Linked DNA regions of Homo sapiens: region 1 is linked to region 2. Evidence: chromatin loops called from intact Hi-C (ENCODE). Cell type or tissue: mammary epithelial cell. All regions are shown on one strand. Links, peaks and the distances in the headings refer to the core of each region. The heading gives the core; the rest is flanking DNA.

Region 1 (5,323 bases), core at 84-5,083, 120 kb before region 2:
AGCTGAGAAAGAGAGCTAGTTATGTATGCAGGTGAGTTACAATAACATAGGATCAAGTAAACATTCATTCATTGATTCAAAAGGATTGCTGAGCACTTACTAGGTGCCAAGCATAGTTCTAAGAACTAGGGATACAACAATGAACAAAACTGATAAAGATTCTTCCTTTATTAAGTATGTACTAATGGAGGAGAAAAACACTATGCGAGTAAAATATAGAGTAGGTCAAAATATAATGTGTTATGGAGAAAAATAAAGTATGAAAGGAGAATAGAGAGAGGCCTGGGGGAGGGAGGGTTTGTAGTTTGCAATGGATTGATCACGGAAAAGCTTACTAAGGCAGAGACATTTGCACAAAGACTTGGCCGGGCATGATGGCTCACTCCTGTAATCCCAGCACTTTAGGAGGTCAAGGCGGGCAGATCACCTGAGGTCAGGAGTTCAAGACCAGCCTGGCCAAAATGGCAAAACCCCGTCTCTATTAAAAACACCAAAAAAATTAGCTTGGTGTGGTGGTGGGCACCTGTATTCCCAGCTACTCGGGAGGCTGAGGCAGGAAGAATTGCTTGAACCCAGGAGGTGGGGGTTGCAGTGAGCCAAGATCACGCCACTGCACTCCAGCCTGGGCAACAGAGCAAGACTCTGTCTCACAAAAAAAAAAAAAAAGGCTAGACGAGGTGAGGGAATAAGCCTTGTACGTATCTGACGAAAAGAATTCTGGCAGAAGGAACAGCAAATGGGAAGGCCCTGAGGCAGCGGGGTGTCCAGTGTCCTGGGACAGTGAGGGGGGTGAGAGTGGTGAAAGGCGAGGTCATAAATGTAGGGCGGGGGCAAGGCAGTGTGTAGGGCCTGTGGTCCCTCAGAGGCCTGGGAGTTCCGCTCTGCATGAGACAGGAGACCACCAGACACCTGGAACAAAGGAATAACATGATCTGAACTACATGCTGAAAAGATCCCTGTCCTGCATGTAAAACAGACTCCTGGAACACAGGCAGAAGCATGGAAACCCACCACAGTCCTGCAGGATAGAGTTGGGGGTGTCTTGGAGCAGGGGAAGTGGTGGGAGAGATACAAAATGATTGGATTTGGGGGACATTTCTAAGGCAGAACTAACAGATTTAGTGCCGGATTACAAGTGAGAGCTCTGCAGAGGTAGGAGTACCCAAAGAACCCACCAAAGTGCCCCCCAAGACAATCGGCTTCAAATGCCTGCCAGCCCAGGTTCAGCCGCCAGCTGACAACAGCACTAGTCAACCAAGGCCTTCCGCGGCTGGACTCCTCTCTCCCGAGCCCCTCCCACCTTCTCCCTGAAAGATGATCCCAAATGGTGGCCTCATTCTGAAGACGAGGGAAGTGGGGTATGATGCACGTTGGAGAAAAAGAGAAGAGGCCAACCAAGCCTCCTTTTGCCCAGTGCCAGTGGCCAACTTTTAGTTGGCCCAAGCTGGGGGAAGAGAAGAAGCATTAACATTGAATGAAATTACTGATTGTATTATTACACTGGCCTCGACATGCTAAGAGCAAGACCTACTGTTAACTAAAAGTGGTCAGAGGTGTACAATAATTTGCCCTAAATTTTCTTTCAATTAGGGTCAGGAAAAAACTAGTTCTATGGAATAAATGTCAAGGGACAGAAGACAAAAATACAGTTTTTATTATAATAAAGTCATGCTAACTCAATGAAACATTTACTTTGGGAAAACAAGACTGAAATAGTCAACAAAAGCTCTTATGGAAAGGCTGGTTTAAAAAAAAAAAAAAAAGCAACCTTATATCTAATTGATGATATATACTGCCAACCCTAAGCAGAGTTTGCAGGAGCACTGCTTTTATGGTTAAATCTTCAATAAAAGACACAGTCCACAGAAAAAGCCTCTCTCTCTGAAACAAAACTGCTAGAAGCTAGCAGGAAAACAAAGGGTTTTGTTGTTTCTGTTGTGGTTGCTGCGGGTGCAGTGTCGTTGTTCAGTAGAAGTCCTTAGGTTTTAGGAAGCAGAAATCCTGGGCTGAATTTATGACTTGAATAGGTAGTTCCACAGTAAAGGTAATCCTTCATTTGACATTTCTTCACTTAGTTGTTTTTTCCATATTGTTCACATCGAGCCTTGCCGTTTGATTTATTCTTACCATAATGCACTTGTACATTTGCTGTTTTGATTATTATCTCATACTTAAAGCTGAGTTGGCACTTTCTTCCAGGGCCTTCATTTCCAGTGGCTTATAAATTTTATGAACAAATTACTTTTTATTTATCAACCCCTTCCTCTGCCCAGCAGTGAATTTTTTGGAAGGTTGGCAGGGAATGCACAAATACTATTTTTTAAATGAAACATCCTAATGAAGAAGGCTGTGGTATTTGAGGGGGAATAAGCCAAGATACTCCTTTCTTTTAAATTATTGCATTACTCTAAAATAAAGAAATAAATATAATTTAGGAAACATAATATAAAGCAAATACATGTGCTAGTCTCCAAAAGCAGAATGAATTCCTTGGAGGAGGTACTGGGCCAGGATCTCATTTGTTCTGGTATATAGCTTCTAGGCTGGAATGTTTCCAAAGCAGTTATAATTCCATAACCCCATCAAGTTATGCAAAAAAAGTTGATAAGTTTATTATGATTTCAAGAATGACATTTGACTTACATAGGAGCAAGAAGCTGTCAGACTCTGGATTGACAGCATCCTCCATCAGCAGCACTGTAAAAAGATATTAAAGTCACCACAAGGGGGATAGGGTTGGTGCACATGAATAAACTCCATAGAAGAATGGATTCAACATTTACTTAGGCTACAAAACAAGCATTATTATCCCCACTTTGCAGAGAAAGATACTGAAATTCAGAGAGGCTGAATATCTTGCCCAAGTTCACACAGTCAGTGTTACAGCTTGGATCTAAACCAAAGATCTCTCTCTCCAAAATATTGCATTTTAATTTTAGATAATATTTTTTAACCTTCTCATCCTTCCCACCAAAATACACTATCCATCCTTCTAAAAATCAGAAAAATGGCCAATTTGGGGAGGTACAATAAATACTAAAAAGGCTGAAAGTCAAGAGTGTAGATGGTTTGATTTCTGGATGATGGTTTTGGAGGTAAAAAGCACAGCAGAGCCCAGGAGTCAGAAAATTCTGGGTTCCCCCTCCATTCCACCTCTCCCCTCTGCCGGTCATCTCAGCCACTCTCCCAACACCTGAGAGTCCAGCCTGAGAAGAATCACTTCCATTCATCAAAAAAGGAAACTCAGAAACATCAATTGCCCAGATTTACACAGTAAATGCTATTCTGACTCCTTAATAACTAGACAATGGTAAATTTGAATTAACCCATATCCAGAATTCTAGATCTCATAATTATCTGGTGTTAAGGAAATTCAGCCAAAGAGAGAATCCCCGATTATGTCTGTAGTCACAAAAAAAGCAGCACCCACCTTTAATGGTATATATCCTGAAATTCTACCAGATAACCGAAAAAAAAAAAAAAAACCCATAAAACTAAAACAAGTAGCTCTAGGCACTAAAATAAGAAAATATTTTTAACAGTGCTAAGAAGCCAAACTTCAATTATAAGAATATTGAAGGTTTTTATTGAGGATAAGAAAACACCCCAGGAGATTTCAGTTTTTACTCAGTATCACTTCCACAAAAAGGCAACTACATTATGCTGTTAGCAATTGCACAGGCTGCACTCCACTTCCTTGAGGAAAAAATGAGGAATTGGGCTCATATAAAAACATATGCAAGAAAGGAAGTGTCAAGATTTGTCTGGGAATATTACATATTTAACCTAAAGTGGGAGTCTAATGTTCACCTTAGCTTCCCAATAGGAATCCCTTTCTTTTTTTTTTTTTCTTCAACTTTTAAGTTCTGGGGTACATGCACAAGATGTTCAGGTGACATAGGTAAATGTGCGCCATGGTGGTTTGCTGCACAGATCAACCCATCACCTGGGTATTAAGTCCATCATTCATTAGCTATTCTTACTGATGCTCTCCCTCCCCCTACCCCCACCCCAGAGGCCCCAGTGTGTGTTGTTCCCCTACCCAATGTCAGTGTGCTTTCCTCATTCAGCTCCCACTTATAAGTGAGAACATGTCATGTTTGGTTTTCTGTTATTGAATTAGTTTGCTGAGGATAACAGTTTCTAGCTCCATCCATGTTCCTGTAAAAGACATGATCTTGTTCCTTTTTATGGCTGCATAGTATTTCATGGTGTATATGTGCCACATTTTATTTATCCAATCTATCATTGATAAGCATTTGGGTTGATTCCATATCATTGCTATTGTGAATAGCTCTGCAGTGAATATACGTGTGCATGTGTCTTTATAACAGAATGATTTCTATTCCTTTGGGTATATACTCAGTAATGGGATTACTGGGTCAAATGGTATTTCTGCCTCTAGGTCTTTGAGAATCACCACAAGGTATTCCACAATGGGTGAACTAATTTACACTCCCACCAACAGTGTAAAAGCATTCTTTTTTCTCCATAACCTTACCAGCATGTGTTGTTTCTTGACTTCTTAATTATCACCATTTTGACTGGCATGAGATGGTATCTCATTGTGGTTTCATTTTGCATTTCTCTAATCATCAGTGATGTTGAGCTTTTTTTCATGTTTCTTGGCCACATAAATGTCTTCTTTTGAGAAGCGTCTGAGGAACCCCTTTCTATGGGGAATTCCATACTGTTTGAGTTTTGATGTGGGGAGAAGATGGACAGTCACCCCTAGAGGAGCTGAAAATGTTACATAGTCCCTTGCCATGTGGGCACATTCGAAGCAAAGGTTCTGCCGATCAGAGAACCGCACCAGGCTTGGTACAGAAAATTCTCTCACACTAAGCGATTTCAATCTTTCTTTTTTCTTCCTCTCTCTCTTTTCCTCCCTCTCTCATACTAGCAGCAGCAGCAGTAGCTGCAAGGCAAAGCTCCTGGCACAGAAGCCACATTTAATACTGCCCAGGAGAAAATATGTGCAAACCATACACCTGATAAGAGATGAATATCCAAAATATATATATATCAGACAACTCAATAGCAAGAAAACAACCTGATTACAAAATAGACAAAGAAGATGAATAGACATTTCTCAAAAGAAGATATACAAATGACTAGCAGGTATATTTTAAAATGCTTAGCATCACTAATAATAAAAGAAAAACTTCAGCTGAATTAAATTTAAAGAAGTTTAATTGAGCAACAAATGAGTCATGAACTTGTTGTTCAAGGCAGCCTTCCTTGCCAGAGTGGGCCCAGAGACTCCAGCGCAGCCACATGGTGGGAGAAGATTTATGGACAGAAAAAGGAAAGTGAGGTACAG
Region 2 (5,323 bases), core at 265-5,264:
TAGGAAAGACAGGAAATGTGTTTCCCCCACATATTTTCTTTGTTGCTTCAGTTCCACACATTCTATAGTTATGCAACCCCCATGTGGTGGATCAAAGATGGCTACAAATTCTTTGACACTCCTCTCCTGTGGAGAAGGGATCTGTTTCCATTATTCTTGATTCTGGGCTGTCCTGTGACTGCTTTGACCAATGGAGTATCACAGAATTGGTGCTATGCCAATTCCAACCCTAGTCTCTAAAATAACCGGCAGAGTCCTAAGTGAGCCACTATGTAAGAGTCCAACTGGCATTCTAAAGAGAACACGTAGAGATACTCTAAGACTACATCGAGAGGGAGAAGGGCACAAAGCCTGTCAGCCATTCCTGTCAAGACACTAGGCATATGAGGGAAGCCATCTTGGATGCTTCAGCCCACACCAGACTGTTAAGTGACTCCAGTCAATGCCATGTGAAGCAGAAGAATCACCCAACCAAGCACTGAGCAAATTCCTGACCAAGGAACTTGTGAGATAATTAAAATATGGTTTTAAGACACTAAGTTTTGGGGTAGTATGCTATGCCGCAATACATAACCAAGACACCACACTATCAAAAATTAAACACTAGCATCTGCAAACCTTTAATACTCAAAATTCAATCTTTCCTGAATTACCTTAGATTATTGATAGAACAATCTCATGCCAGGCAGACACAGCTACTAGGAGAAGGGGCCAGGTTCAAGTTAAGACAACAGAAGAATTTTCCAGCACCTCCTTTCCAGCCAGAGATAAGTCTCCATTGGCCAGTACTGCCAGACAGAACTCCAGAGATCATGGCCAGGGATCCTGGAGTTTCTCAGCTCACACAGGACCACCATTTCTCAGGGTGTCATTTGACCAGCCCCAACCACTCCAGTACTCTGCCCATGTCCACCAATGCCATGTCCACCACCTCATGGGTGTCACATGTGGTTATTCCTGGAGGTAGGTTAAGAACCAGACCCTCAGCCAGGTGTGGTAACTCACACCTGTAATCCCAGGACTTTGGGAGGCTGAGGCAGGCAGATCACTTGAGGTGAGGAGTTCGAAGTAAGTCAGCCTGGCCAACATGGTGAAACCCCATCTGTACTAAAAATACAAAAAATTAGCCAGGCATGGTGGCTTGAGCCTGTAATCTCGGTACTTGGGAGGCTGAGGCAAGAGGATAGCTTGAACCCAGGAGGCGGAGTTTGCCATGAGCCAAGATCAAGCCACTGCACTCCAGCATGGGTGACAGAGAAAAACTCTGTCTCAAAAAAAAAAAAAAAAAAAAAAAAAGAACCAGACCCTCTACTCCAGCCCTTGCCCTTTCAGGCTGGGATGAGGGAAGGAGGGCTAAGTCTTGGAAGGAGAGATTCCTGGATTAACTTCCTCAGCCCACAACGACTGGCAGTTGCCACCCACTCCAGCCATGTGCCTGTTCTCACCCACCCACAGGGTTGCCAAGGCCTGAGGGAGGTGGCACTGGCAGAAACCATAATTAGGGATTTCATCATATACTTTAGCTAGAATTGAGAACAAATTCTTCCTTACAACATGCAAATCTATTGTTCGACTTTCAAACATCCAACTAACTTTCAAACACATTTTTGGGAACCCATTAGATACGTAAGGAAGACACTACCTCTTCTGAACTGTAGACATGGCCTTGAAATTCAGACAAGAGCATGTCCAGGGTTGACACAATAATGGAAGATTCAAAAAACACGTGATGAAAGAGAACATGGAGGTCAGCAAACATGGTCCAGCAAGGTCCAGGTTGCACCAAGGCAAGCACAGACCCAGAAGCTATGAGGGAAGGAAAGGGGGAAGTACAAAGAGGGTCTTCATCCCTCCTGTGTCCCTGGCTTCAAAGGAGTGAATTCCCATTCAATTTCATAAAAGACTTTTCACCATTTCCTATATAGACAAATTAAAGCAGCAAGTTGACCATCTGAATAATCTATTGTTATAGATCAATGTCTGGATATTACTGGGGGAGAGAGGTGTTTGAGCTTTGAGCTTTTTCTCAAAGGCTAAAGGGACAAATTTTAGGATTTTCCCAAATTATCTCAATAATTTTTTCAACCCTTCACTTCAGACAAAATATTTAAGGAAATGCTATTTCCATAGTATTCTTGGGTCATACCTATAGAGCCACAGCCAAGGGAGGGGCACAGGAGGGAAGAAGGAGGGGTAGAGTCACCCAGATTACCTGTCTGGTTGCTTAGACTGGTCCAATTTCACTAAGAATCACACAAACCTCTTCATTCCTTCTGCTTTGTTCACCTGACCTTTTTCAATTTCTTTTTCCTTTCTCCATTACCCTAAGGGAGTAATCTAGCCACTCTGGCTTTCTTTGCATGCAAAATGTAACAGTTCCTTCTTTCGTCTTTCAGATAAAGGCAGTCTTGGGGAGGGGAAGAGAAAAGTGCCTGGCTTCTCCAAATTAGCTCTGAAATAAAAGTCACTGCCAGATGTTATATAAAAGGTGACGTAATCCTAAAGTACTTCATTACATATGCAGCTCTGCTGTTCAGCCCAGGAGGAGTTTATTACATTTTGTCGATCCCATTTTCTATACCCACATCATTTTTACATAATTTTTCCTGCCTGACAGACATCTTCACATTTTCACAGCAACCCATCAAGATAGCGTTACAACAGCACAGGAAACCAGGCTAGCAGTTTACAAATAATGGTGTTAATAAGTCAGATTTGTCCCTGAGATACAAATCAGGAGTAAATGGTCTATCCATGTGTGTGAAAAGCACATCTATTTCAGAATAACAGGGAAGAAAGCAGAGCACCATTTCAACTGGCACCGTGTTCCTTCAGAACACGTACCAAACCTATTCGACAAGTAGGAAAATGGAGAAATGTCAATCTAAAGTTATTCTTGCAATTCTTTTCGTTTTCCTAATAAATTCTTGGCTCAGAGTGAAATAGATGACCATGGAAAATGCATTAAGATCAAACTTCCTGCCTTTTTGGATTGCACAAAATTTAGAAGAAAATACACCATTCGTACCAATGAAGTATCTAGCTACTGAGATGCTTTAAGTGCAAACACTGAGAGACACTTCCTCCCACTCGCCAGGTGCTAAGCATCCTTCCCTGTCTCCCTGGGCACTCATGGCCCCACTGCCCCCTGATGGTAAAAAGCAGCAGTGCAGGCTGGACCATTCTTCAAGGAGGATTGACAGACTGGAGTGGACGGTTCAAAGGCATTTGCCTTAAGGTCAGTGTGAGAGGCCAAAGACACTGAGCTCCTAGTTACTAGTCAGAAACAAACTTATGCGACTCAGAATTCCAGTGGGATAAGAAAATGCCTGTGACTCCCACCCCAAGGAATCATACATAGAAGGAAATTTCATCTTTAGAACCTCCTTCAGCCTTAAGGAAAGATCCCTGTAAAAATGAACTTTGTGTTTTTAAACAGTAATTATAAACTTAGAGTAATGGAGGTTTTATTCTTTTATAAGAGTGGGACTTGGATATAGGAGAAGGGGAGATGTAAAGGCTTCATGGAGGAATTTTGACCCCCTCCCTTCCACTCCCACCCCCTCACTGCCTAGAAAATAAGAGGTATTAGCAACTAGCCCCAAAATAAATGTACCTAATGTCATACTTTTATCCAAAGTCATCACATTCCATAGTTCTACAAGTAGTTTGTTTCACAGGTTCAAATTTTCTTCTCCTTTTTAAAGCAGTTTTTCTTTATATCAAAGTAATTCATGCACATAGTATAAAGAGTCAAACTGTTCTACAGCAGTCCAAGCAGTCCCTACCTCGTGTTTCCTGCTCCCAGAAGGCAGATACTTCCAGCTCTTTTAACTGAACCATTTACTTTTTACCTCTATATCTCTAAATGTCATGTTCATGTTGCTGCCTCTTGATTTTTTAGTTTAAGCTTCATATATTGACTTTGCACTATGGAAGATGACTTCATAAGTACCCGCACACACATACACAACCCCACCATACATATATACTTCCCAGTATAATTTTGGTAAGAGCAATAATCAATATTTATAGAGCTATAACTATTAAATTCTTGACCACAAAGCCATGTGGTATATCCTGTTCACATTTCCTTTCCTGAACAAGTTTATATTTTCCCTGGAATTAAAAAAACAGTCTTTTCTTCACATGCTATGTTTTATATGTATTGATTATATTAGTTTCCTAGGACTGCCATAACCAAGTACCACAAACCAGGTGGCTTTAAACAACAGAAGTTTATTGTCTTATAGTTCTGGAGACTAAAAGTCTAAAATTAAGTTATCACCAAGGCCATGCCCTCTCTGCAGGCTCTTCCTGCCCCCTTCAGCTTTTGGCATTTGCCAGCAATCCTCAGCAGCCCTTGGCTTGCAGATGTGTCACTCCAATCTCTGCCTTGTTACTTGTTATATGGCCTTTTCCTTTTTTACTTTTTTTTTTTTAACAGGGTCTCACTCTGTTGCCCAGACTGGAGTGCATTGGCATGATCATGGCTAACTGCAGCCTCAATTTCCTGGGCTCAAGCCTTCCTCCTCCCACCTCAGCCTCCCAAGTAGCTAGGAGTACAGGTACATGCCACCACTTCTAGCTAATTTTTTTTTTTTTTTGGAGAGACAGGGTCTCACTATGTTGCCCAGGCTGGTCTCAAACTCCTGGCCTCAAGCAATCCTCCCACCTCAGCCTCCCACAGTGCTGGGTTTACAGTTGTGGGCTACTGCACCTGGCCTATGTGGCCTTTTTCCACGTGTGTGTCTGTCTTCACATGGCATCTCTTCTCTATGTGTGTCTGTCTCTGTGTCTCTTCTCTTGTTATAAGAACACCAGTCATCTTGGATTAAGGGCCTACTCTACTCTTGTATGACCTCATTTTTAACTGACTTCTTAATTATGTCTACAAAGACCCTGTTTCCAATAAGTCATGTTCCCAGGTACCCAGAGTTAGGACTTCAACATATCTTTAGTTGGAGGTGGCAGCGAGAGCACAATTCAGCCCACACTGATCTCCACTAATTTATCCCCAACTCTGAGCAATTGTCTAAGTCTCCTCTGAGTATATTCAAACATTATCTATTTTCTATCAATCAGGTTTCACCTTCTGTGTCAGTTCACTCTCAAATGGGCTTTCTCTTTATAATTGGCTACAACTACAGCACATATCCTTTCAGGTTCAAGTGGAAAAACAGGACATATTTCTCCCTCAGTAGCCTCATTGGCTCCCCAGGATCACATGCCAATCTCCAACCAGTCACTATAGGCAGGAGAAGACTGCACGCATGTGACTTAATCCTGGGTTATATGCTCCCTAGATAGAGCTGGGCATAAG

Evidence for each region. Hi-C counts contacts between places; a loop is a spot of excess contacts. Peaks named below come from ENCODE experiments on the same cell type or tissue, not always from the same donor. Only the 100,000 strongest peaks of a DNase experiment are listed, where the experiment ranks them.
Region 1: it touches region 2 in a loop (9-fold over the local background); 4 of 110 quality-filtered maps call a loop at or near these places.

What each region holds. Positions count from the first base shown.
Region 1 is chr5:68,882,375-68,887,697 of GRCh38, forward strand. No RefSeq gene overlaps it. Among named protein-coding and RNA genes, the nearest start is that of LINC02198, 140 kb to the right of the region's middle. In mammary epithelial cell, for the core only: a CTCF peak has its summit at 2,715; no DNase peak of the experiment used is centred there.
Region 2 is chr5:69,004,815-69,010,137 of GRCh38, forward strand. The region is part of intron 1 of LINC02198 (long intergenic non-protein coding RNA 2198); the gene reads right to left. LOC107984116 (a long non-coding RNA gene) reads right to left here and starts at 2,371. Exons shown (of 3, transcript XR_001742709.2): 1 at 2,213-2,371. In mammary epithelial cell, for the core only: a CTCF peak has its summit at 3,149 (motif pointing left); a DNase peak (open chromatin) is centred at 3,157.